Linked DNA regions of Homo sapiens: region 2 is linked to region 1. Evidence: read pairs that join two places in POLR2A ChIA-PET (ENCODE). Cell type or tissue: PC-9. All regions are shown on one strand. Each heading gives the region's core, and the rest is flanking DNA. Links, peaks and the distances in the headings are about the cores only.

Region 1 (5,382 bases), core at 75-5,074:
CCATGCTTCAAAATCCTACTCGATAACTTACATTTTGAAAGGCATGTCTTATATACTGTATAATTGCTGCTAAGTCTTGTTTCACAGATGTGTACTCTGTTAACCATGACAGTTTGGTTTCAATGCTATATAAATCCAGAGTCAGCAAACTATGGCCTAGGGCCTAATGCGACGCACCACGGGAGACTGCGTAGCCTGCAAAACTGAAACTGAAAACATTTACTTTTTGGATGTTTTTAGAAAAAGCTGACTGACCCCAGCTATAAAAATGAAATCTGAGAAAATGGATGTTGTGGCTTTATATTTTATGCATTCCAATAATGAGCTATATTTGAGAGATTCTCCAAATCACATGACCTTGACATTTCTGCAGGAGGATGCTCAATGCTGCTTTTCCTGTTTTTTTTTTTTCTGAATTTGAAGTCTCCAACTGAAGATAATGAGTGCTCCCTCCCCATATTATGCAGAGAAATACAAAACTCAGGCATGCAGCACTTGCAAAAAGATAAGTAAATTGTTGTTATGGTCCCCACCTCAAAGAGCTTGTCTAAGAAAACACTCAACATGTATTTTGTGGGATAGAAACTTATTTATGTGATTTTGTAAAGTGAAACTCGCTGGGCACTTCTCTGCTCCCACGTGTGAGTGAGATCTTAGGCCTGTGAGAATCCCAGGGAGAGATCTGGGGGTTTGTGAGAAGCGCAGCATCACTGTGGTTGCTGGCCAGTCGCTTGCTGAGCTCAGTGGACTGCAGGCCTGCTCAGTGCTTGTGAGAAGCGCAGCATCACTGTGGTTGCTGGCCAGTCGCTTGCTGAACTCAGTGGACTGCAGGCCTGCTCAGTGCTCCTGCTGAACTGAGGCCTGAGACTGGTCTCAGCAGATGTGGAACTGTGTCCTCTAGTGCAGTGGTCCTAGGGACCAGTGCCTGTGCCTGTCCCTGTCCTGAAGGTAGAAGGATACCTGTAGCATGGAGAAGAGGCAGAGGTCAACAGGTGGCCAAGCTGTTTGAAAGGACCATGAGTTTAGAAAGGACCATGGACCATGAGTTTTTCTGTGGGTAGTGAAGGCCAGGGAAGAGAGTAGAGCCCATCCATCTCAGAAAGACCTGAGTCAGGAGGGAGGGTTTCTGGAGCAAAAGGACTGCAGCAAAAAGGACCTGCAGGGAGACCACAGGGCAGGAGCTGAGGGCTGGGAAAGGCAAGAGAGCTGGAAGTGCCTTGACCCTGCCAGCGGATTGTGGAGACGGGGAGCTCCCGGGTGAGGAGTCAGAAGGACCCTCAACTGCACGCAATGTAGAAGCCAGCCTTGAATGGCTGCCATGACTCGGGGCCTTGGCCAATGAGAGAGGGAGGCCCAGCATCAGCTAAGTGGAAATATGTTTTCAGGTTCCCTTTCATTCCTTTTCACACGGCCTCCCTCACCTCAGCCTCCAGGGGAAGCTCTGGGGTATGAAGAGTAGGAAGCCTCACAGGGGTTTAGGGAGGTTGAACTGCAGCACGAAGGACCTTTCCCTCTTCTCCCCTTGAGGTCAAGCCAGAGTGAATGGAGGGAAAATGCACTGAGACAGATACAAAACCTAAGACACTTGGGTTGAACTTTCTAATCCTGGAAAGTGAGTGGGAAGCTAAAAGACCCAGCCGGGGAAGGGCCCCTGGTTGGATCAAGTGCATGTGAAGATGGGGGTGGGGTGGAAGCGGAGCTGTTCCTGAAGGTGTCCTTCCAGTCAGCGGATTCCATCAGCAGAATCTCCCCCTAATTTTTTCTTTCCTCCAAGATCTACATTCAATAACTTAACAAGAATTGTCTATGCCACCCCTTTCATCCCTTCCCCCCTTTTCCTTAATTATATTATCATTATTATTATTTTTTCTGTCGCTCAGGCTGGAGTGCAGTGACACCACCACAGCTCACTGCAGCCTCAACTTCCCAGGCTCAGATGATCCTCCTGCCTCAGCCTCTCTGAGTGCTGGGACTACAGGTGCATGCTACCATGTCCAGCGAACTTTTTGTATTTTTAGTAGAGATGGGGCCTTGCCATGTTGCCAAGTCTGGTCTCAAACTCCTGGGATCAAACAATCCTCCAACCTCAGCCTCCCAGAGTTGGGATTACAGGCATGAGACACTGCGCTTGGCCTCCTTACTATTTTGCAAAGATTTCTTGTAAGGATTGCTGAATATCCTATTACAGATTCTTTCCACTAGACATTTGCTTACAATTATCCAATACTCCTGCACTTTTGTCCTTGCCTCTGGCCTCAGAATGTTCCCAGTCTCAGTACATTCTCCCCAGTGATGCTGGAGTGACATTCTGAACTGCAAATATGACTACTTTATGCCTTTTCCTCCTGTTTAATTAGTAGGGAGCCCACTCTTCTAACTGTGGAAAACAAGGCCCTCTCAGGCCTCCACATACTTGCCAGCCTCCTTTCTGTGGCACTGTGGACCTGGACCTGGTGACTCAAATGAGAACAAGTATCTTGCCTGTCTGGTTTCTCTCTATATATTCCTTGCTCTTTAAGCACAGCTTGACACATGATGTTTAACAAATAGTTGCTGAGTAAACAAATGGGTAAAATACGACAAGTCACCATCATCTCATATTACTGGGGTGTAACGTATGCCCGGCTTCCTCTCATAACTGCTCTGAGAATCCAGTGGGAGTATATGTCTTAGACCCTAGCCATCACTCTTAGCAAATGTTTCTCAAGGATCTAGAACCAGAACCACCATTTGACCCAGCAGTCCCATCACTGGGTATATACCCAAAGGATTACAAATCATTCTACTATAAAGAGACGTGCACACATATGTTTATTGCAGCACTATTCACAATACCAAAGACTTGGAACCAATCCAAATGCCTATCAATGGTAGACTGGATAAAGAAAGTGTGGCACATATACACCATGGAATACTATGCAGCCATTAAAAAGGATGAGTTCATGTCCTTTGTAGGGACATGGGTGAAGGTGGAAACCATCATTCTCAGCAAACTAACAGAGGAACAGAAAACCAAACACTGCATGTTGTCACTCATAAGTGGGAGTTGAACAGTGAGAACACATGGACACAAGTAGGGGAACATCACACACTGGGGCCTCTCAGGGGTTGGGGGGCTAGGGGAGGGAGATCATTAGGATAAATACCTAATGTAGATGATGGGTTGATGGGTGCAGCACACCACCATGGCACATGTATACCTGTCTAACAAAACTGCATGTTCTGCACATGTACCCCAGAACTTAAAGTATAATAATAATAATTTAAAAAGTAGAAACTGTCAGACCTCACCTCACCGTGGAAAGCACCGGGAGGTTGTGAGAGTTTCCTTCATTCATTTACTCAGCAAGTGTTTATTGAACAGCTCCCAGATGTGCAGCTCTGTGGTTGGTGCTGGAAATAGAAAGCGGGTTCCAACATTGCTGAAGGTCATTGCAGCCTGTGGGAGGGTCTGTGAGCTGTCATTCCAGGTTCCTGTCTTCTTTCTCTTGACCAAGCATCAGGATGGGGGCTGCCTTATTGGTTGGGTTTGCTTTCATCAGTGAATGAGGAAGGCCTAGTGCTACAGGGGTCTCGTGGGTGGGGACCTGGTCATTCTTGTCTGAATCAACTTAAAAGAGTTTAAATGCATCTGGAATGAGCAGTACCAATATGAGAAGTGAATCTGCCATTTTGGCCGGTTTATGTCTCATAGTGAGAGAAGATTCCAAACACACAAACTGCAGATGGTGAGAACCTGTAATGACAGGCCAGCCTCATGCGATTGGGCTGCAGCATCCCAGGAGGGCCCCTAGGTTTCTTAAAGGAACACACGTGTGGGCGGTTACCACCCTGCACAGCCTATGGGTCTTTCACCATGGAGAGTAGCAGCAATTGCCAGGAGATAGGGTAGATCACGGAATCCACTGCTATCCACAGACTTTTGCTGGAAGAGTGCTCTCAGGAAGGGAAACCATGATGAGCCCCTTCATCCAACCTCGATCTGTCAGAGCCACAAGAGTTGCAGCTGGAAGGAGTTTTTGTTCTGAACCTTTGCAGGGTTAAGCCAGTGCTCAGCACAGGTTAAGATGGCACAGCCCTTACCCCTCACGTGAGGATAAGCTGTAAGAATCACGCCTGTGACCTGCAAGGGACAGTTTTTGATTAATGATCAAATGAGCTGCACATACCTGCTACTGGACATATGCTTATCGTTTCGGCCATCTGCTGGCCTGGCATCTGGCCCACGCTCAAACTTCAGTCACAAACACAGAGAGCAGAGGCATCAACCGAGGACAGACACAAGTGTGCATCGGCAGGGAATATACTCTGTTCCTGGCCGGGCTGACTGCTTCATGGAAACAAACTAAGTGGGGTCTGCTTCCTTCTGCAAAAAGGCCAGGAAGCCTCCCTTGTTGAGGGGTGGTGAGATACTGTGAGGCTTGGCATTAAAAAATTAATATGTATTTTATTTATTAATTCTTAACACCTAAGATATTTAAATATTCTTTATCATGGTATTACATAGTGAATTTTCTTTTCTGATTCATGATGCAAAGTGACTAATATGGTACTTGTCACTTGGTATAGGCTCAACAACATACTTGCCTGTTCCTCTCCTTCTTATCTCTTTTGTTCAATCCCCAACCAAAGTCAGAGACAGGGAAGATACGCTCAGCCAGTAATACATTTCGAAACTCTTCCATCCTCCAAGGGAAGATGTTGACATTTCTATCCATAGGAAAGTACACACACATCTCACCAAATTTTAAGATCAGGATGATTGTATATTAAGAACTATTCAGTTGGAAATAGAAGACAGAATTTCAAAAGATATAGTTGATCCCCATGCACCTTTCCTAAACACAGAATGGAGAAATCATTGATTATGTAGATCATGCATTCTTCAAAGGTGTGCTATTATCCCCAGGAGGCAAAAGTTGATGCTTGGCTGGCAAGAAAACCCTTAGATTGTGCAGTAGTTTGTGGGCCTTCAAGTGACCATAGCACACACACAGATATACCATATATCTATGATATTAAAATTTCATGAGGAGGGTTAAGAAAAAATGTCTTAAAAGGCTCCTTAAGAAGGTGATAATGAAAGCAGCTGAGGGACACTGATGCAGAGGAAGAGTGCACTGGTGATACTAAGCCACATATACATTGCTGAAATGGAGTCCATATGCAAATGTTGCAGTCTGCACCTCTCTGTCTTCCAGGAATGGGTTAACCAGGACACAAAGATGTTTGGTCAATTACCTAACCATTGATTGATCCCAAAACTAATCAAAGGAGAGCTGCACCTGCTGGGCCATGCACTGAGATAATACAGTGAACACCACAGACAAATAACTGCCTCCAAGGAGATTATACTCCAGCTGGAAAAAGGAGAGGAAATAA
Region 2 (5,382 bases), core at 189-5,188, 58 kb after region 1:
GACACTTGGGAAACCTGCTTCCACTTAACAGTGCAAACCCTTCTGCCACCATTTTCTAGTCATAAATCCCACCAGGCCAAAGCTCAAAGTACTTTGTAGGATTGCATTTATTACCCTAAATTATAGTCTCAAATTCGCATTATGAATTATGCATTGGGTATTGGACAATAGACATATGGGTCCACAGGTTTTTTGTTGTTGTTGTTTGATTTGATTTTCCTTACCTAAGTATGTCAAGGTGTTGTCAATTCACTCTACACATCTTTCTGCATTACACTGAGCATCTGCTTTGTGCCAGGCAATGTTCTAGGTGCTCAGGGATCAATGAGGACTAGAGCTGATGCAGTCTTTACTCTCATGGGGGTTAGGGTCTAGCAGCAAAGACAAACATTATACAAATACTAAAGACAAATGCAGAGAGTTTTGGATGTGGCCTTTTGAAACTTGGCTGTACTCCTTCCTAAATCTGTGACTATGGATCAATCACCTAACTTCTCTGTGCCTCAGTTTGCCCATCTGTTGAAAGGACATACTATCGGTAAACATTTCACAGCATTATTGGAAGGCTTGACTAAGTGAATTCATGCGAAATTCCCAGAACAGGTCCAGACACAGTAAGTAGTCTCTAAGTGTTAGTTATTATTATGCTAGAAAGGCCTTAACCTCACCTGGGGACAGAGAAACCCTTCTTGCAGAAATGTAGGCAAGCTGAGCCTGAAGGCTAAGTGGCACTCGGGGAAAGGTGGAGGAGGGGAGAAGAGGACTTTTTAGGTAAACTGATTAGGAAAGGAAGTGACACTGGGGTATTTTCCAGAGTTGTATCCTAATGCTGTGTTTGCTGCCTCCTTGATCCGTTCACAGCCCGCGGAGATAACCCTTTCTTCAGACACACACTCCCATCTCATGTGTCTCTAGCAAAATATCACCTAAAGCTACCCTCTGACTCTTCTCTTTGACATTTGTACAACTTCACCAAGCACTAACACACCTATGAGAGGCCACTGGCCCTTGTTTCCAGCCTCGGAATTCTCCAGGAATCCTGTGTGGAGGAGAGAGGACCTGTATACAGTCTGAATATCACCCTCTGGAAATAGTCCTCCCAGGACACACATTGGTAAGGCCTTCTCTTGACCTCGGGTTCTTTTCTCTTCTTGCATGATGGTAGATGCCTGCAGCATATCAGGTTGAGCTGTTTCATCCCAGGATTTCTCCCATTTTGTGAAACGCTGGCCGTGGTAGGACCGCTCGGTCCTCTGCTCTGTGGTATCCCACACACTTCATCTCAGGAAGTCTTGTCTTGTCTGAGGACTTTCTTCAAAAACCTCAAATCTTTCCTGCTGATTTCAGCCCTCTATAACTTTAACTAAAGATCTGCAGCCTTTTTCTGTAAAGGGCCAGATAGTAAATATTTTAGTCTTGTGGGCTATAATGATCTCTCTCACAAACACTCAATGCTGCTGTTGAAGTGAAAAAGCAGCCAGAGGCCACATGTTCATGAAGGGGCAAGGTGTGTTCCAATAAAACTTTGTTTATAAAAACATTCAGTCAGCAGGATTGGCCTGTGGGCTGTAGTTTGCCTTCCCTTGCCTTAGACTATAACATTTCCTTTGGAAAAATCAAAGCTGTGATCCAGGGTGGAACCATTGTGGATTCATGCTTAAGTTTAATACAGTTAAAACCAAACTCCCTTTTCTACTAAAATTAGCTCCCGCCCCAGATTTCCCTATTTCTGGCAATGACAGCAACACTTTCCAACTCATACACGTTTAACAACATGGAGTTGAATATTTGATTCCTCCTCTCCATGAACTGCCATATTTCTCACATCTGTGTATTTCTATTTTCATAGCTGTCATATCTTATCACTTCACATGGGATATTTATTTTCTTGGCTTTGGGACTGACAGATTTGCCTTCAGTTTTTAATTTATTTTTATTTTTTCATCTTAGTATGGTTTTGGGGTCAATCATTCCTAAAAATGTTGCTGTTACCAATCCTTTACTCTTCAGTCTTCCTCACCTACCAAACTCTGACTGCAGTCTGCCTTCAGTTTCTACCTAGGTCTCACCATGGGGTTTTCCTCTGACAAGGAAGTCCACTTTGCTTTGTTCCCGCACCCTGTTCTTTGGCTCACATTACTTCCTCTGTTCAAGATGACCTTTCATCCACAAGGCTCCTCCCCTGTGTCCATTCTCAAAAGCCGAGCTCAGTTCTAGCCTTCTCCCTGACCCTCATCAGTCCATTCCGTCCCATACTCTCCTGTGCCGACGTCTCCCACCTGTGGAATCTTGAGTGCAGGTCGTCTCTTAGACTCACTTGGCACCTCATCACACAGCACCTTGCATCCTTTTCTAAAGTTTCAGAAGTGTTTGTGATATGCCCCTGATTAGAGCAATGTTTGTCAAGACCAGCAGCATGCCTCACAGTGCCAGGATTGTGTTTGCATAGACATTCTTTCCTCCACGATATCCTGTCTTATCTCCTTATCAGTTATTGGAGTTTAAGGGGAAGTAGCTTTTTAAAAAAAAAAAAAAAAAAGTTAAATGAACTATCTTTATAGGCAATCCTAAATTTTTAAATTGCCTGTGTAATAGACACTATTAAAACTAGAGGGTGATAAGACCCCAAATCACTCTATCCAAGCCCATTGTGCTAGTAAAACATTTGAAAATCCACACTGATGCAATGGCCACATGAAAGAGAACAAGGTTTTGCAATGCTCAAAGTTGAAACAAAAATGAATTAGAGCGTTGCCTCCTCTACTTTTGAGGGAAATACTCATACTTGAGATAAAGAAGATTAAGCCGATTTTATTATGGGGAAAATGAAATGATAGGCAATTTTGTGGATTTTCCAAAGGAGATTTATTAATACATGTATCTTTAAAAATATTAGATGTTGACTAAGAAATTTTCCCCTTAAATATCCAATTTTCCTTAAAAATTAATGGCTTTCATTTTCTTTTAGATGTGGGATTATTACCGCCACTGCTTTTATATATCAGCTTTAATAGAAATCTTTTTTTGGATCAAAACTTGAAAGAAAACATTTGCGAAGAGTAGAATGTATAAATGAACGATGGTATATTCGTGCAAAAGAATACTACACAGCATGAGTCTGCAAACTCCATCCTGTAGGTCGAATCTGGCCCATCGCCTGCTTCTTAGAGCCTGCAAACTAAAAAAGGTTCTTACATTTTAGATGTAAAATTTTTGAAAGTAGGAGATTTTATGCCATGTGAAGGTTATATAAAAGTCAAATTTCAGTGTCCATAAATGCATTTGTATTAGGGCACAGCAAGATTCATTTCCTTATGTATTGTCTGTGGCTGCTTTTTGTGCTATACTGCCAGAGAGACTTTTTCGGCCTGAAAGGCAAAATACATACTACATGGCTCTTTAAGAAAGCGCTTGCTAACCCCTGCTATGCAGCAGTAAAATTAGCAAACAGAAAGGGAGACTTTCACAAATATGATGGTGAATGAATAAAGCTAGTCTCTAAAGAGTAGGTGTCATATAGTCCAGGCAAAATTAATCTACAGTGAAATAAATCAGAATGGAGATTTGCTCTGGGTGCGTGGGCTCTGTATGCAAGGGAGGCTTCTGGGGTGCTGGCAGTGATTGACTTCTTGAGCTGAATTCAGGTTGCACAGATGTATGTTCCCCAAAATTCTCTGGGCACTTGCAATTTGTGATCTTTTCTGCATTTATGTTATACTTCAGCCTTAAAGGTTTACTTAAAAGAGCCTAGGAAGAATAAAAAAGAATGATTAAGAAGAGAAATGAAAATAGAGGAAAGAGGATGCACGCTGAGGAACAGTTATGAACTGGAAGACGGCAGAGCTGCCGGGATGTGCCTGGAGCCGGGTGAGGCTGGGAGGAGGGGAAATAGCTGGGAAAGGGGCCGGGAGAGAGCCCCCGGGATGTGTTAGGACTTGAGCAGATCCTACCTAGCTTTGTCACCACCATCACCCTATGAGGCAGATATCATCTTTGTTGTATAGAAAAGGAAACTGAGGCTGAGAAAGATTCTGCATCCTGCCCGAGGACTCACAGCTTGTATGTACAGGGCACATTTCAATCCAAGGGGAAACCATGCTTTGTTCATTATTCTTCGGAAAGAGAAGGAAGGAGTTAGTGTGGATGAAATACGCAGATTCTCTCTGTGGCTATCAGGGATTACTGAAGCCCTAGAATGACTGTTACCCCCTAGAGTGGGGAGCTTATGTGGGGAGGGGCGTTTGAAAAGAGCGTTGGGAGAAAAAGTGGTTTCAGAAAGGATAGAGCAGTAGAGATTCTATCTGCTTTGGAATGTTTATGTCAACATTTTGGCATTCTTAACTCAAGAGGCACTCATGTGTTCACAGTTTTCTATTTCTTCTACTTTTAGTGCAGATATTTTTCCAGTCTTGAGGTGAGATGGCTTACCTGTGTGTAAACTATGCAACCAGTTTAATGAACTATGATGTGAAGATCAGTTTCTGATAATATAAAATATACTCCTAGAATTCTGTGGCTTGCAAACTTTTAAAATTATTCTTGGCTATACAAAGAAATCAAGAAAGCTTTTCTCTTCTGAAATGTCATGAAGTTTCCCAGATTCTTTTTCAAAATCAAAGCTATGTGTGTCTGAATTTATGTCGCCAAGTGATTAGCAGGTGACAGGTTGGCCTAAATAAAACACAGATTCTGATTTAGCTTACAGGAAAATTAAGCAGTCTAATTAGGTATAATAAACAAAATGAACAAATTAACATCAATCTACCTGTGCTCAGTTCGTAGGTGAGCCTAGAGTGAATATTTATGTTTAGTTAGTTTTTTTTTTGGTACATGTGTGGTCTGTTCCGGTATGAGATTATGTTTGGTACAAATTCCAGGTCAGATCCTGTACATTAAGAAAGTCAGCTATAAGGGACAGTTAGAAACATTTGGACATTCCGGCACTTCCATAAATTATGCATGTGTTCTCATTGCAGAAACTGGTAATGCTTCTAAACAAATGGAGACCTCCTCAAATGTTGGCTTTTAGTCTTTAGATTTATTTTTCAAAACACATGCACACAAACAACAACAACAACAAACCTCTCATGTTTCAGTGGTTAGCCCTCTCTTCTTCCCCTTACGCCTCTTCTAAGCAATTCAGTGTGGCATACTCTCATCACATGCTAAGGCTCAGAAATACTGCTTGAGTTGTAAATTCCAATTTTCATCTACCTATCTTTTGCTATTGAAAACAAACCCCAAGTCTGCTTTCAATTGTTGCAATATCTTCATGAGTCTTTATTAACTTCTCTAAGAATGTGACAGGGGAAAGCATACTATTCAGGTTATTTCAAAATATTTTATTCATGTAAATACTAACCTATAATTTCCATCGCTTTC

Evidence for each region. Peaks named below come from ENCODE experiments on the same cell type or tissue, not always from the same donor. Only the 100,000 strongest peaks of a DNase experiment are listed, where the experiment ranks them.
Region 2: POLR2A ChIA-PET joins it to region 1 with 5 read pairs; 1 of 35 experiments calls an interaction of 5 or more read pairs at or near these places.

The regions. Positions count from the first base shown.
Region 1 is chr13:109,641,411-109,646,792 of GRCh38, reverse strand. No RefSeq gene overlaps it. Among named protein-coding and RNA genes, the nearest start is that of LINC00676, 84 kb to the left of the region's middle. In PC-9, for the core only: no CTCF peak of the experiment used is centred there; a DNase peak (open chromatin) is centred at 2,542; H3K27ac peaks cover 3,149 bases.
Region 2 is chr13:109,584,013-109,589,394 of GRCh38, reverse strand. LOC124903210 (a long non-coding RNA gene) reads left to right here. Exons shown (of 2, transcript XR_007063870.1): 2 at 1-5,382. Among named protein-coding and RNA genes, the nearest start is that of LINC00676, 140 kb to the left of the region's middle. In PC-9, for the core only: a CTCF peak has its summit at 2,471; DNase peaks (open chromatin) are centred at 2,304 and 4,364; H3K4me3 peaks cover 972 bases; H3K27ac peaks cover 2,281 bases.